2 separate regions of the Homo sapiens genome follow, and region 1 is linked to region 2. The links are chromatin loops, found by intact Hi-C in ENCODE. Cell type or tissue: PC-3. All regions are shown on one strand. Each heading gives the region's core, and the rest is flanking DNA. Links, peaks and the distances in the headings are about the cores only.

Region 1 (8,339 bases), core at 185-8,184, 140 kb before region 2:
CAAGGGAAGTTTCCATCCCACCGGTAAGCATGGTTAAATCCGGTAGATGGAGAGCTCAGGAAAAGTGGCCATGAGCTTTGAGCATAAATGGACCTGACCCTTAGGGGATGCCCTAAGGGAAGACGAGTCCGAGGACTAACTAGAGGTGTAGGCACCCCTGTGTTAAAATTCCATATGGGCACCACACCTTCAAAACCAGACACTTCCTTAAGATGTATCCTGAATAATTAGGACAAACTCGACCCTGAAACCTTAAAAAAGAAGCCACTGATTTTCTTCTGTACCACTGCCTGGCCACAGTATTCCTTACAAAATGGAGAAACTTGGCTCCCTGAGGGAAATATTAATTATAACATCCTTCTACAACTAGATTTTCTGTAAACAGGAAGGTAAATGGAGTGAAGTCCCTTACGTACAGGCTTTCTTTGCCCTTCGTGACAATACTGCCCTGTGCCAAGCCTGCAAGCTTTGCCCAAATGACAGAGGCCCACAATTACCTCCATACTCAGGGCCTCTTCCCTCAGCCTCACTCTCCTCCCCCACTGACTCTCTTCCATCTGGCCCCACCAAAGTGTTAAAGGCACACTGGAAAGAAAATGTAAACTCCACGAGCCAGACACCCAAACTATGTCCCTTATAAACAGTAGGAAGAAAATTTAGGCCCATTCACCTGCATGTCCCTTTCTAACTATCAGATTTAAAACAAATCAAGGCAGATTTGGGAAAATTCTCAGGTGATCCTGATAGCTATATAGATGTCCTGCAAAGATTAGGGCTGTCCTTTGATCTAACATGGAGAAATATCATGTTACTTCTTGATCAGACCTGAAGTCCTACTGAAAAGGAAGCAGCTTTAACAGCAGCCCAGCAATTTGGGGATCTGTGCTAACTTAGCCAGGTAAACGATTGAATGGCCCTGGAGGAGAGGGAAAAATTCCTCACAGGGCAACAGGCAGTCCCCACTGTAGACCTTCATTAGGATACTGACTCAGATCATGGAGATTAGAGCCACAGGCATTTGCTAACTTGCATTTTAGAAGGGTTAAGGAAGACTAGGAACAAGCCTATGAACTACTCAATGCTATCCACAATTATACAGGGAACAGAGGAAAACTACTCCACTTTTCTAGAAAGGCTAAGGGAGGCCCTAAGAAAGCATACCTCCCTAACTCCAGATTCCCTGGAAGGCCAACTTATTCTAAAGGATAAATTTATCACCCAAGCAGCAGCTGATATTAGGAGAAAACTCCAAAAGTCTGCTTTAGACCCAGAACAAAATTTGGAGGCATTACTAAACCTGGCAACCTTGGTGTTCTGTAACAGGGACCAAGAGGAGCAGGCCAAAAAGGAAAAGCGAGATAAGAGAAAGACTGCAGCCTTAGTCATGGCTCTCAGACAGGCAGACCTTGGTGGCTCACAGGGAACCAAAAGAGGAGCAGGCCAATTGCCTAGTAGGGCTTGTTATCATTGCGGTTTCCAAGGACACTTTAAGAAAGATTGTCCAACCAGAAACAAACTGCCCCCTTGCCCATGTCCAATATGCCAAGGCAATCACTGGAAGGCACACTGCCCCAGAGGATGAAGACCCTCTAGGACAGAAGCACCCAACCAGATGATTCAGCAACATGACTGAGGGTGCCTGGGGCAAGCACCCACTCATGCCATCAACCTCACAGAGCCCCAGGTAAGTTTGACCATTGAGGGCCACAAAGTGGACTTCCTCCTGGACACTGGTGCAGCCTTCTCAGTTTTAATCTCCTGCCCAGGATGACTGTCCTCAAAGTCCGTTGCTATCCAAGGAATCTTAGGACAGTCTGTAACCAGGTATTTCTCTCGCCTCCTCAGCTGCAATTAGGAGACTTTGCTCTTTTCACATGCCTTTCTTGTTATGCCCGAAACTCCCACCCTTATTAGGGAGGGACATATTAGCCAAAGCTGGGACTATTATCTACATGAATATGGGGAACAAATTACCCATTTGTTGTCCCTTCCTTGAAGAAGGAATCAATTCTGAAGTCTGGGCCTTGGAAGGACAATTTGGAAGGGCAAAGAATACCCATCCAGTTCAAATCAGGCTAAAAGACTCCACCACTTTTCCTTATCAATGGCAATATCCCTTAAGGCCTAAAGCTCTCAAAGGATTACAGGATATTGTCAGACATTTAAAAACTCAAGGATTAGTAAGAAAATGCAGCAGTCATTGCAACTCCCCAATCCTAGGAATACAAAAACCAAATGGCCAGTGGAGACTAGTGCAAGACCTCAGAATCATCAGTGAGGCAGTAATTCGTTTATATCCTGCTGTACCCAACCCTTATACACTGCTCTCTCAAATACCAGAGAAAGAATGGTTCACTGTTTTGGACCTCAAAGATGCCTTCTTCTGCATTCCCCTGCACTCTAACTCCCAGTTCATGTTGCTATTTTGTTAACCAGTTGGGAATCATTATTGAAAAGGTCAAAGAAATAAAAGAACAGATAGAAAGTAGGAAAAAGGAGCTTGAACACTCAGGACCCTTGAATATGTTTAACCAATGGATACCTTGGCTCCTCCCCTTTCTAGGACCTGTGACAGCCATCCTACTATTACTCGCCTTTGGGCCTTGCATTTTTAACCTCTTGTCAAATTTGTTCCCTCCAGGATCAAAGCCATCAAGCTACAAATGATCTTACAAATGGAACCTCAAATGAGCTCAGCTCACGGCTTCTACCGAGGACCCCTGGATCAACCCGCTGGTCCCTCAATTACCCTAGAAAATTCCCCTCTGGAGGACACCAAACTGCAGGGCCCCTTCTTCACCCCTAACCAGCAGGAAGTAGCCAGAACGACTGCCACACGGTTCCCAACAGCAGTTGGGGTGTCCTGTTTAGAGGCAGGACTGAGAGGAGGTGCCAGCTGGGCTTCCTGGGTCAAGTAGGGGCTCAGAAAGCTGTGAAACTCACTCATTTCCTGCATCAGGACTTACTTCAGTCCTGGATGAATAATATTGAAGATATACGCTTAAAATATTCCTAACACCAGGATTCGTGCATGTGTTTTCTTCCCCAAGAAAGCTATAAACAGTGAAAAATTTGCTGTAAGTTTCCCTGTATCTTCTCTCCCTCTCTCCCTTCCCCCGCCCCTGAAACTAAAATAAAGGAATGTTAACTGCTCATTTTTCTGTGACCAGTGGACCTTATCTACACTCCCAATTCAGATTCCTTGTAAACATACTTTGTAAAGTCCTGTAAGATCCTGTCTCCTTTGCCATGCTGCTGCAAGGTCCTAAAGTAGATAAAACCTAAGTTGCAATTCCGGTTTTCCTCAAAATCTAAGACATGTCACAAAATAATTTACTGCCTTTGTTTCCGGCTCCTGTAACAAGCTTCCCACCTCATGTATCTCCCGCTTTAAAGAGTTTAAAAGGCAATCACCCAAAACCAACAGTGGCTACCCGTTCAGGACCCCTCCCATGCTGTGGAAGCTTTGTACTTTCACTCTGCTTAATAAAGCTTACAGTTTTTTCTCGCTCTCGGTCCATGTCTCTATCACTCGCCGTGGTCAGCTAGCACACCAATTCTTTGGTGTGGCTAGGCAAGAACCTCAGGCATTACAGATATACCACAGTGTGTTATAAAAATTCACTTATTGAAATACATCTTGGTTGCTTTTAGTTTTTAATGATCATGGGGGGAAAAAAGCTGCTGTATACATCTATATGCATATTTTTGTGCAGAAAAACACTTTCATTTTTTTGGGGGGGGAGGTGGATGGAGACTCGCTCTGTCACCCAGGCTGGAGTGCAGTGATGCGATCTCGGCTCATTGCATCCTCCACCTCCGGGGTTCAAGTGATTCTCCTGCCTCAGCCTACTGAGTACCTGGGACTACAGGCACATGCCACTACACCTGGCTAATTTTTTGTATTTTTAGTAGAGACAGGATTTCACCATGTTAGCCAGGATGGTCTCGATCTCCTGACCTCGTTATCCGCCCGCCTCAACCTCCCAAAGTGCTGGGATTAGAGGCGTGAGCCACCCTGCCCAGCCAGAAAAACATTTTCAAATCAACTGGGTAAATACCTAAGAGCATGATTGCTGTATTCAATGTACAGTGGCACCTTTTTGTTGTTTTAATTTGTAATTATCTAAAGACAAATGATAAAAAAATTTGCATGCTTGTGTGCTCTCTTTGGTGAACCGTCTGTTCAGATATTTTGCTCTTTTTAATGAAGTTTTTGTTTACATAATGTTGAGATTTAATTTTTTTTTTTTTTTTTTTTTTTGAGACAGAGTCTTGCTCTGTCCTCCAGGCTGGAGTGCAGTGGCACGATCTCGGCTCACTGCAAGCTCCGCCTCCCGGGTTCACACCATTCTCCCGCCTCAGCCTCCAGAGCAGCTGGGACTATAGACACCCACTACCACGCCCGGCTAATTATTTTGTATTTTTAGTAGAGATGGGGTTTCACCGTGTTAGCCAGGATGGTCTCAATCTCCTGACCTCGTGATCCACCTGCCTCGGCCTCCCAAAGTGCTAGTATTGTAGACTTGAGCCAGATTTAAATGTTCTTTGTATTTTTGAACACAAGTTCTTTTTATGAGATATGTATTTTGCAAAAATATTTTTTTCTATCTGTCATTTGTGTTTTGATTCTCTTAACAGTGTCTTCTGCAGAGCAGATGTTTTAAATTTTAATACAAACTAAATTTTTATTTTAATGATGATGTAACCAGCGGCGAATCCATACGAGTCTGCAGCAAATATGAATCCTTACTTCTTTGGAGGAAAGAATTTGGCCAAGGGGCAGAAATAGGTTTAAGGCAGAGGGAGAGACTGAGGCAAATTTTAGAGCAGGAGCAAAAGGAAGCAAAGTACATGTAACCACCAAATGGGTTCATCTGGCCCACTGCCTAGACAGAGCCAATTTATCAAGACAGAGTAATTGCAATGGAGAAAGAGTAATTCACACAGAGCCGGCTGTGTGGGAGACAAGGGTTTTATCATTACTCAAATCAGTCTCCCCCAAAACTCAGGGACTGGAGTTTTTAAGGATAATTTAGCAGATACTGACTTGGGAAGTAGGGAGTGCTGATTGGTTGGGTTGAGAATGAAATCATAAGGCGTTGAAGTGGGTTAGTCTTGCTGACTTCTGTTCCTGGGTGGGATTGCAGAACTGGTTGAGCCAGATTATTGGTCTGGGTGGTGTCATCTGCTGCATCAGAATGCAGGGTCTTGCAAAATATCTTAAGTACTGATTTTAGGTTTTACAACAGTGATGTTAGTCGCAGGAGCAATTTGGAGAGGTTCAGACTTTTGCAGCTGGAGGCTGCATGGCCCCTAAACCATAACCTCTAATCTTCCAGCTAATTTGTTAGTCCTACAAAGCCAGGCTCATCCCCCAGCAAGAAGGGGTTTTATTTTTTTCAGGAAAGGGCTATTATCAATTTTGTTTCAGAGATTAATCCGTAAATTCCTTCCCGAGTGTAGCTTGGCCTATGCCCAGGAATGAACCAAGACAACTTAGAGGTTAGAAGCAAGATGGGTTGGTTAGGTCTGATCTCTTTCACTGTCATAATTTTGTCAGTTATGATTTTTGCAAAGGCTGTTTCATGCACTTTGAAGAAGGGCCAAGCTGGTAACTGGAGAGATACAAGTGCCCCATCCAGCCTTTGGCTTGGGATTTTTATAATTGGCTTGGTTCTGGGATTTGCGTTTCTCCTCCCTTGAGGCAGGCTATTGCTCACCTGACCCAAGCCCAGTGTCAGTCAGCACTTGGGAAGGTGACTGCATGCATATTGCATTTACTGAGGTTGTGCACGTGTTCTCTAGGGGTGATTTTCCTGTACCAGTCCAATGCCTCCAGAGGAAGATCATACATTTGCCATTTTACTGCTTAGTACGCATGCTTGAGCCTGCTCGCCCAACTGCTGAGATCTTATTCAGAAACTGCTGATCACCAACTCCAGGTATTTTCTCTCTCTTGGAATATTGTCTTCCTCTGGCCAGCTGTGACAAATTATCATTTCAAAGAGACAGTTTAACAACTGCCTGATCATCACCTAATGATCACATGACATTCCTTGGGGTGGGGTGCTGGGGTGCTCTCCTTCCTGCTTATGTCTGCAACCGCATACTCTAACAATGAAACTTTTAGTATTGCATCTTCTGTGTATTTCCCAAAATGCTGTCTACACCCCTATGAAAAGAGATGTTCACTGCACCCTTTTTTGTTATTACAAGCTGTTTTTATGTCTTCATTAACCTATACATTCATAACCCCTTCGCTAATACTAAAACACTTTTGATGTATGTCTAATTAACATGTTTAAGTACAGAGCATTTATAAAACTGCCATGACTAGCTTATCTCTGCTTTTTTTTCTTTTAATCTTTTGGTTAAAAGTTTTTGTTAAGTCCCTCATGTCTCTATCTATGGAATGAAGGTATTTCCATTTCTTGTGGCTTCAGACCTGTTACAGACCACTTTAAAAATAGGACAACAGGTATTAGGAGATACTTTCCTGACTACTCCCCTATTTGCCACACAGAATTATGTAACTAGCATTCCAAGAAATTCAAATAAATTGAAATATTTAGGGATATAATTAGGAGTGGGTTGGGACTGGAATTTGTTGTAAGGTTTTATATATCAAACTCTAAAAACACCAAATGAAATGGCTATTTATTAGTGCTGAGAGGTACTATTAAAAAGTACAGGGAAGTAGAACAAAATAGTCACAAAGCACCACCTCAAATAAAATAGTTCCTATGAAAATATTGTTAAGCAAAAGAAGGGCTAGAGATTTGTAAAAGATACATTTTATTATTTTTTAACACAAAGTATTACATGTATTTAAAGAACAAATACTATTTAAAGCTATTTTTAGAAATACTCAATATGAATACATGAATTTTAAATCGTGTTAATAATTATTAAATTATAGAAATAAGTGTCTGAAAGTTTTCTGAGATATTAAAGCCCCCATGGTGTAATTGGTCTTGGTATTATTGCTTTATTTTATCCTGGGAATTCTGTGTTTGATGGGAATGTGGATTCAATTGAGCCAAATGTGTACTGTGTATGTAAGCATTTATGAATATTGATTGTATTTTGGAAAACTTTCTAGTTGATACTAAGTGAGTGAGAAATATCCCTATAGTGCCGTACACAATTCCCCTATAAATCTACCTCCCGTGCTAAACTGGGGCTAGCATATAATGTTGGACTTGTAGAGGAATGATTCTTAGAGCTTAGGTTTGGAATCATTTTTATCACAGAAGGATAATATTGAACCAGCACAAGTTGGTCTCGTTAAATACTTTCATAGAATTCCCATATTTCTTAGTTTTTGAGGACATTTCATGTATATGGAATTTATCACATTGTGTGAAGGCAATCCCATTGGAACATTTACATAAATCGATATATAAAGAGAGATTCACAGTTACAGAGTATAAATAATCAAGCTCCTTGAGTCTCACAGTTGTATTAAATACAACAATAATTTAAAATAAAATCAAGAACTGAAAAAATATATAATTATTTTAAGAATTTTGGTTTGAGCATATCAGTAAAAATTGCTGCAGTTTCTACTGATAGTGGTTTAATATTAAACCCAAAGTACCAGACAAAAAGACAAGGGTCTGAAATCTCTAGTCTACAAAACTACACCAATTTTGTATGCTTGCTATTTGGTTTTAGATGCACAATCAAATATCATTGACAAAAATCAAGTAAGAAGGAAGAGATCTGGAAATCAAATTAAATTTTCAGCATGGCCTGGGAGAATTTACCCAGCATTGGAATTCATAACATTTGGTTCCCCCTTCCAACATTAACTTGTTTTGGGACCTTGGGCATTAAATTGAATCTGTGACTCCATCTGTCAACTCTAGTTTAAACTATCTGTATCACATGGATGGTATGAAAATAAAATAAGAAAACTACAGGTGAACATATTCTGAAAATGTTAGTAGATTACTGTCTTAGTCTATTCCTGCTGCTACAATAAAATACTTAGACTGGGTTAGTTGTAAGCAACAGAAATTTATTTCTCACAGTTTTGGAGGCTGGGAGATTCAAGATCAAGGCGCCAGCAGTTTCAGTGTCTAGCGCAGATGTGCTCTCTGCTTCCAAAATAGTGCCTTCACAGGATGGAAGAGGGCAGAAGAAGCAAACAGTTTCCTTGGTATTCCTTTTATAAGGGTACTAATTCCATTCTTGAGTGCTTTTTGCTCATGACTTCACCTCTTAAAGGCCCTTCCTCTTAACACGAACACATTGGCAGTTAAGTTACATTTTGGGGGCATGCCAACATTTGGCCCATAGCAACTACCCAATCAGAAGTCAGTAGCAATAAA
Region 2 (8,339 bases), core at 254-8,253:
TATGTGCAATTTAAAAATAAACCTTTCAAATTCATGTCAAGCTCAGAAGCAAGAAAGAGAACTTTTTGTGTGGCAGAAAACTGAGAACCACAACACTGAGAATCAGGTGAAGTTGCAGAAGTCCTTGGAGATACCTGAAACTAGTACAGATGTGAGGGAGTATGATTTTAGCACTCAATCTTCAACTAGTTTTGTGGCCATTCTTGGGGGAGAGCTGGAGTTACCCTTTCTGCAAAAAACCAAAAGCCAAAAATAGGGGATGATCCTGTCTAAATCAGAAACTTCAAACAAACAAACAAACAAACAAACAAACAAACAGAAACCTCTCCCCACTTGCTCCAGGGCTTACCTTGGAAATTGACTCCCCTCGCCTGTAGTCCCAGCTACCCGAGAGGCTGAGGCAGGAGAATGGTGTGAACCTGGGAGGCGGAGCTTGCAGTGAGCCGAGATCGCGCCACTGCACTCCAGCCTGGGCGACACAGCGAGACTCCATCTCAAAAAAAAAAAAAAAAAAAAAAAAAGAAAAGAAAATTGACTCCCCTCTTGAGCTTCAGGTAAATAACAGTGATTATTATGCATGCAGAACCCCAAGCCTGCCCTGTTTTTAAGTGTGAGACCCACATTCTGTGTATTCAAGTGGTATGAAAATCCAAGAGGAGAAGCTGGTATAAAAAATGTCAGTATTGGCTGGGCGCAGTGGCTCAAGCCTGTACTCCCAGCACTTTGGGAGGCTGAGGCGAGCGGATCACGAGGTCAGGAGATCGAGACCATCCTGGCTAACACGGTGAAACCCCGTCTCTACTAAAAATACAGAACAAGTTAGCTGGGCGTAGTGGCGGTGCCTGTAGTCCCAGCTACTCCGGAGGCTGAGGCAGGAGAATGGCGTGAACCCAGGAGGCGGAACCTGCAATGAGCGGAGATCGCGCCACTGCCTGGGTGACACAGCGAGACTCCGTCTCAAAATAATAATGATAATAATAAGTCAGTATTGAAATCCTGTCCAAAGGGGGTGGTGAAAGAAGACAACTCCCACTGAAGGTGGGCATAAAACAGACAGCACTGGAAGAAACCTACCAGTGTGAGAACTGACTGGGCAATGCAACCTAGGAGAGACTTCACACCCAAAGAAATATCAATAATACTAAACATGCCGAACATGTCTGAAGAGAGAGGAAGGGACAAAAGATAGGCAGAATGTTATGAAAAAAGGACAAGTAAACTTCGAAAAGAACGAAGGGAACTTCTAGAGATGAAAAACTGTTCATAAAATCGTCAAACAGTAAGTGAGACAATTCAAAAGAGATAATCTGTTATTTGAAAGACAGATGAGAAAATTACCTCCAGTGCAGCACAGAGAAACGGAGAAGCAATAAACTGAAATAGACTGGGGGGATTTAAGATCAAATATAGTGTGAAGACAAAAAGCTAGATCAAAATCAATCACGTGGGAAAAAGACAATGAAGTTAACCTGTTAATACAAACAATCCGTTGAGGCTGCTCACTGAGGGCTCCACTTGTAGTTGAACTTGGTGGTCTCTAAAGCTGGTCACATTATTCAAACTCCAAGATCCCTCCCTGCATTGTCACTTAGCTCCTCCTGTCTACTTGCTCCCACCTTGCTCTCTCTATTTAACATTTTAGGTTCCAAATCCATGAGTTTAATTTCTTTCTTTTAAAACACAGGTGCAAATTCACCTCCCTTTAATTTGTCTTAAAACAGACTTCCCCTGACAGTTTTAAGTGCATCCTAGAAAGCAGAACTTCAGGGCTGAATTAAATTAAATGCTTGCCCTGCAATTATAATTCTCATAATACTATGATTTTTTGATTTAAAGTTGGCAAATATCTATCTTCTGTAAAGAGACTTTTAATGTTTTCATTGTAATCTGAATCAGTTTCCAAATTTCTAACTATCCGATGCGTATATTTTTCTCTAGCTGGGGAGAATCAAAATGTCTACATATGCACTGTGCTTATTTCTCTCCAAAAAGTTTCTGCGTCTGAGACACAAAACATGGAACCACATGACCACACGAGGAAGGACCCAGGCCACAGGTGTGGAGGACAAATTGAAGGAAGCCAAGAGTCAGCATTTGGAGTTTGTCAGCTGGCTTGCCAGCAGGAGGCAAGGGGCCTACAAGGGGGATGCTGATATGCCAGGAAAATCTGCATTTGAACAAAGAGAGGTTTTGGATGCTTTATAGCAACTTTATATGATACTAGACTAGTAACAGAGCAAACATTGGTATTGGTCTTAATAAACGTTTGGGAAGAAAGGTCACCATCAAAAGTTATAAGGTGTTATGCTCTTGAAAAGAAGTTATTATGACTAATATTTACTTATTATTCTCCAAGTTCATTGAAGTCTTTACCCAAATGTTATCGCAGTAGAAACACCCTCACTGAAATGGCACTCAACTCTCATCTGCCTGTGTGTTCTTACTGTCTCTTCTTTTTCTTCATTGTCCTCATTATAACTTTCTGATGTATACATTTAACAATGGTTTATCCTCTGTCTTCCTCACTAGAATGTAAGCTGCATGAGCCCAGTGACGTCTGTGTTGTTTACTGTCGTCTCTAACACTTTGGAGACATGATGTGAGGTGAGTTAATATTTGTCAATTGTGAAACATTGACGAAGGGACAGATGAACCGAAGGTCTCTTATATGTTAGATATTTTACAGATCATCTTACTTATTGAAGCTAGATCTCTGAAATACAAATAAATGATGCTGGACTTAAGCTTTCTGTATATTACTTAATGGATTTTGGCTGATGAAGGAAGGTGCAGTGAGCATGTTTTTGGATTATTCAAGGTGGGCTCCTGTGTAGGAAACTGTTCTAAAAATGAAGCCAAAACTATTCCTATCTTTTGGGAATTCACAGTCTGTTTTCAAGAGGAAAGCAATGCTGACTAAATTTTATTTTAATATACCATAAAACCATTTTTTGGCTACAAAAGTACAGACTCTAATTTGTAAGGATTAACAGTCGAACTTTGATATCCCTATACCAAGAAATTATTTCTGGAAATGGCACCATGGTATGGTGGAGCAGGCATGAATATGGAATAAGGGGGTCTGCATGGACCTGAGTAAGTCCCCCACCTTATCCTAGCTGTGTGATCTTGGAGTCATTCACTTGATGCTTTTGAACCGCCATTTTTCCTCTGGAAAATGGCAATGAGAAGGTCTATTTACATGGATGCTGTAAGGACTAGTGAAATCTCACATGTGAAGGTGGTGTAATTACTAAAAATTGATCACATCAATGAAATTCATGCTTATCCATTTGTAGTCAAAGAATAATTGAATTAACTTATGGCAGAAAGTTAAGTGAATGTTGTCCAAAAGGAAGAAGGAAAACTTTGGACCAAGAAAAACAAAAATTACTTTTGAAACTTAACATCTTTTCCTTGCATTAAAAAAGAGCCAAACACCCACCCACACATTGTCACCAAAACAAGATTGCTTTTAGGCAGATAAAAAGCCTCTCTCTTCTTGGGTCTGAGTTCAACCATGGCCTCACCTGGGCCCTTCCAAATCGAGGATTCTCCTCCTTAGAAGCCTGTTTCAGAACAAAACAGAAGGCGTCTGTTCCTAGGCTTCAGAAACACCCAATTTTGAGGAAGCTCCTTTGAACAATATCAAGGCAGACATTAAATTAACATGAATAAAAAGAGGGGTTAGGAGCATGGTTTCTACAAAGCGAGCAGCTCCTTTCACAGGTTGTTGAGAAAACCTCTCCTGTAGGTCCAAGATACCACAATCAATGCTCCCTAAAGCTTAAGAAAGTGAGATACAGACAAGGCTAAATACAAGCATATCGCACTGAATATGGGGGAAAGGTGGATGCCCGGTGGCAGAGCTTTACGGGCTTTATGGGTGTGAACAGAGCGGTGGTCACATAGGGTCCTGTCCTTGGGAGGACCAATCTGGTTTAATGCTCTGCAGTCCCAGTATTAAAATTCTTTTTTTTGTTGTTTTTTTTTTGTTTTGTTTTTGTTTTTTGTTTTTGTTTTGCTTAGCACTTTCATTTTTCTCTAGGACCTGCAAATTATGTAGCCTAATGCCCACGGGAAGCTCAATGGAGCCTCTTGCCTCCACAAAAACCACTGATTGAAAGAAACGACAGCAACTAGGAGCTCCTGTGACTCTGTTTCCATTCCCATTCCCTGGGAAATGATCAACAGCTCCGGTGTGTTCTGTTCTCTGAACCAGCCACCCCACCCTCACTGCCAGCGCAAACCTGCTCTCCTGTGACCACCTATTCTCTGAATGTTTCTACATTTAGAGAAGTTCACCCTCAGAAGAAAGAAGGAAGCCGGGCGCGGTGGCTCACGCCTGTAATCCCAGCACTTTGGGAGGCCGAGGCGGGCGGATTGCCTGAGCTCAGGAGTTCGCGACCAGCCTGGGCAACACGGTGAAACCCCGTCTCTACTAAAATACAAAAAGTTAGCCGAGCGTGGTGGCGGGCGCCTGTAGTCCCAGCTACTCGGGAGGCTGAGGCAGGAGAATCGCTTGAACCCGGGAGGCGGAGGTTGCAGTGAGCCCAGATCGCGCCACTGCACTCCAGCCCGGGCCACAGAGCGAGACTCCGTCTCAAAAAAAAAAAAAAAAAAAAAGGAAAAAGAAAGAAAACAGCAGCATTTTGTAACAGTGATGAATTTGGATGAAATTTGCAAGACCTTGGACTGTTTTCCCAAATGTCCGGGCGTCTGCCAGGCAGCCCTCAACTGCAGACACAAGCCACTAAAGGGAGTCGTGGCTCCAGGGAGCTCGAATGCTTTCCCTGGAAGATCCCCTCCCTAAGCCCCCATCTCCTGGACGTGAAACCCTGTTTAGTCTACATTCAGGAACAGCAGACGTGCTTTTCTGAGAGAATCTAGCACCTTGAGAATTTTGCCATTTGGGATGCGTGTGTATGTGCGCGCGCGCACGTTTTCGAAGCTACAATTAGCACTCTTGAAAAAGGAGAAAGGGAGCGGGAAAAGGAAAGAAAGAAAAAAAGTAGGAACTCCTGTCGATTTTAGTTCAGGCTGCCTGAAGATTCAACTTAAAATAACTGCACCATCAATGCCCCATAGAAATCACAACGGAGGTAGAAGTTTGCGCGGTTCCACACTACCATCTAGGGGATAACAGGTGAAATGACAACCTTCTACTCCCATTTGTACTGACCTTTGTTATCTTGGACATAGGCATGTAGGTCACAGAACACATCCTACGCGCTCTTCTTCCATCGGGTGGTCTCAATATCTACCGTCACTGACGTACTAAGAGGAATGGGAAATCTTCGGAGGGTTTAGCATAGAATTATGTAATTCGGCATATTAAAAAGATGACTCTGTGTACTCTGTGGAAAGTAGCCTTACGGATGGAAGGTGGAAGCCACAGAGAAAGCAGGTAAGAAACCACAGCTATGCCTCGCTTGATGACGCATCCCCAGGAATTCGTCCGTAGGCGATTTTATCCTTGTGCAAACATTACAGAGTGTACTTACACAAACAAAGATGAAGGACCCTACTACATAACCTACGCTATATGGTATCGCCTATTGCTCCTAGGCTACAAACCTGTGCAGACTGTTACCAAATACTGGAGGGCAGCTATTTCCTTCCAAGAAAAGTGCTCCTCACTCCCAAGAGACTGGTTAATGTGTAGAACTTCAGGTATTCCTGAATCATATATATATTTATATTTATATTTATATTTATTTACATATATTTTGAGATGGAGTCTCACTGTGTTGCCCAGGCTGGAGTGCAGTGGCACTATCTCAGCTCACTGCAACCTCTGCCTCTTGGGTTCAAGCGATTCTCCTGCCTTAGCCAGGCCCCCTTCACAATGCCCAGCTAATTTTTGTGTTTTTAGTAGAGATGGGGATTTGCCATGTTGGCCAGGCTGGTCTCGAACTCTTGGCTTCCCAAAGTGCTTGGATTACAGGCGTGAGCCACCACACCTGGCCCTGAATCATATGTTAAACTTATTTAAGTTTAGCTCAAAGCACCTTCCATATTTGGTTAATAAAATTTGGGCCAAAGTTTCTCTCTATGTAGTGAACTGCAGCACAGCTTGGCGTGAAAGCAAGTTCTAACCTAACCTAAGAGTATGCCTTTGTAACCAAGCAATGGAGTCTCAATCCATAGTAGCCAATCCCAGGTTGAACGTTGCCAAATTCCTCACAAATAAGGCAAATGCAGAATTGCAACAATCAGGTAATCTCTGTAATAAGTAATTTCCTGTCTCTTTCTTTTTATAAATACAGCTCACCATTCTGAACCATCTTCCATCTGAAGTGCTGCCTGTTTTAGAGCCTTTTCATTGCTCAAATAAACTCTGTTAAATTTAACTTGCTTTAAGTTTTTCTTTAACACATGTCTCTTCCCAGACTTCCTGATAAACCTCCCATTTTAGTTCACTGGTTCTTGGAAGTTTATAGCAATTCAGTGTTTTAATCTTAAAGGTTTGGCACCAGTTAAAATACAAATGTCTCTGAACCTAAAGTATATTATATTGGAAAATATAATTAAAAACAAAATCTCATCCCAACCCAAAAAACTTCTTCACAAACTTAGAAGAGGAAGAAAACAATTTTGTTATTGAATAAGCATTAAACCAGAATGTGATGCGTATCACAAATAGTCTGCTAAGAATTTGCAAAGACAGAATGAAATCTTACGCTTTGATATAGCCAAGCCGATAAACCCATTCTACACGTGCCCTCAAGGTAAAAAATAACTAGTCCTCAAGTAAGAGGACTTGACGGCACCATTTTTCACACATAGTTCATCTTAAAATCCCCTGGTAATTGTGGTATCTACCTGTGTTAATTAATTGATTTGTACAAAAGAAAAAATAAGCTTCTCATATCTTTATGGAAGAAGATAGTTTTGTAACTTGAATTAAGGTGCTCACCAAAGTTGGGTTCCTACCCTCCCACGGAAACTGGGAGATATGGTGCTACCTACCTTCATTGATTACATTTGAAAGACACGGTTCCTAGGTCCTTGAGAAAGACTATTTTGCCAAGTGGCTTATTTTGCTTTTAAAAAGATTTACATACATTTCAAAAAGAGAAAGAACTTATACATACAGTATAAGTTTTCTAAAGTAAGTGGTCTAGGAAAAGGGAGGGAAGTCTCTTTATTTTCAACAGGGAGAATTAAGAATCTTACTTATAATTTGTATTTGCCCTTGCAACACATAGTCAGTTACACTTTAGCATTATAGAAATTTACAAGCAGTTTTCTGAGGGCGAGATCTCACTGAGAAAAAGAAAGGACTGTGAGAGTACCAAGGGGCTTCCTTGAGTACAAAAGGGCTTCGCTAAAGCTGATAAGCAATTAGAGAGGAAATAGGGGTCAGTGGCTGAACATAACTTCTCTTCTGTTCCATTGTTTTGCCTTGTTTTGTTAATTTATTTCTGGACTCATTTAAACTCCTTCCAACTCTAACCATCTCTATCTTTCCTCTAGTTCTGAATACTTAAGCCTCTTCCTCAAAAACAAACAAATTGTATTAACACATCTAAAAAGCTGCTCTGACTCAGTTTGCCCAGTGAGATCAGTTTGTAAGTGGTCAAAGACAAAACAACCCAAGGACACTACAAATCAAAGTAAGCATGACAATTTTTAGCACCTTCTCCTCAGTCTTTCTGAGGACTGTCCCATGACACGTTAGAAGAAATTTTTGGCTCAAAAAAGATGCCCTCGCATGCACATGCCATTACCTCACCAGGATGCCTTGGAATTAATTATATCTAGACAATTAGGTCTCTGAGATTTGCTGAAGGCCAGAATTGTTCATTTTACATTTTAAGATTCTCTACCACCAGGGAATTTGAAGTTGCCTTCCAGGGCCCACATCCAATGAATCTAATTGATTTCCAAAGTCCCCTTTATAGTCAAACACTGCCTGTACCCATTTGTTCATTCATTCAACGCTTCCTCAGCGCAAAGTATGAGCCAGGAAATGTCTTCCACCCTAGCGACAAGGAAATGGAGACATAGCCCCTGCCTTCTAGGAACTCAGACTGTTCTCATACCCAAAAACCCAAAGATGAACAGGGCTAAATGTGATCAGTTATGGGAATAATGCCAACTACTACAGGCGTGGTACAGGCAGAATTTTACAAAGGCAGGATGAACTGAAGTGGGGGACATGTGAAGAGTCCAAATTGTGAATGCTTTCTCCCAGGCCAAGGCATTTAAAGGGGAATAAAAATCAAAGTGAGGATTCATGAAGCGTTTCCAAAAGAGAAACCCAAGATTGGGAGATGTCTTTCTTCTACTGAAAACTTTCTTGAGTCTCAAGTGCACAGGGTTCGAAATTCAGC

Evidence for each region. A loop is a pair of places that touch in the nucleus more often than their neighbours do. Peaks named below come from ENCODE experiments on the same cell type or tissue, not always from the same donor. Only the 100,000 strongest peaks of a DNase experiment are listed, where the experiment ranks them.
Region 1: it touches region 2 in a loop (5-fold over the local background); 3 of 110 quality-filtered maps call a loop at or near these places.

Annotation. Positions count from the first base shown.
Region 1 is chr10:53,020,430-53,028,768 of GRCh38, reverse strand. It overlaps LINC02672 (long intergenic non-protein coding RNA 2672), which reads left to right. Exons shown (of 5, transcript NR_186378.1): 2 at 5,809-5,945. Among named protein-coding and RNA genes, the nearest start is that of LINC02672, 5.5 kb to the left of the region's middle. In PC-3, for the core only: no CTCF peak of the experiment used is centred there; DNase peaks (open chromatin) are centred at 3,298 and 5,158; H3K4me3 peaks cover 1,273 bases; H3K27ac peaks cover 980 bases.
Region 2 is chr10:52,881,231-52,889,569 of GRCh38, reverse strand. No RefSeq gene overlaps it. Among named protein-coding and RNA genes, the nearest start is that of MBL2, 110 kb to the right of the region's middle. RefSeq lists an enhancer at 4,631-5,345. In PC-3, for the core only: CTCF peaks have their summits at 4,949 and 5,151; a DNase peak (open chromatin) is centred at 5,429; H3K4me3 peaks cover 835 bases; H3K27ac peaks cover 1,626 bases.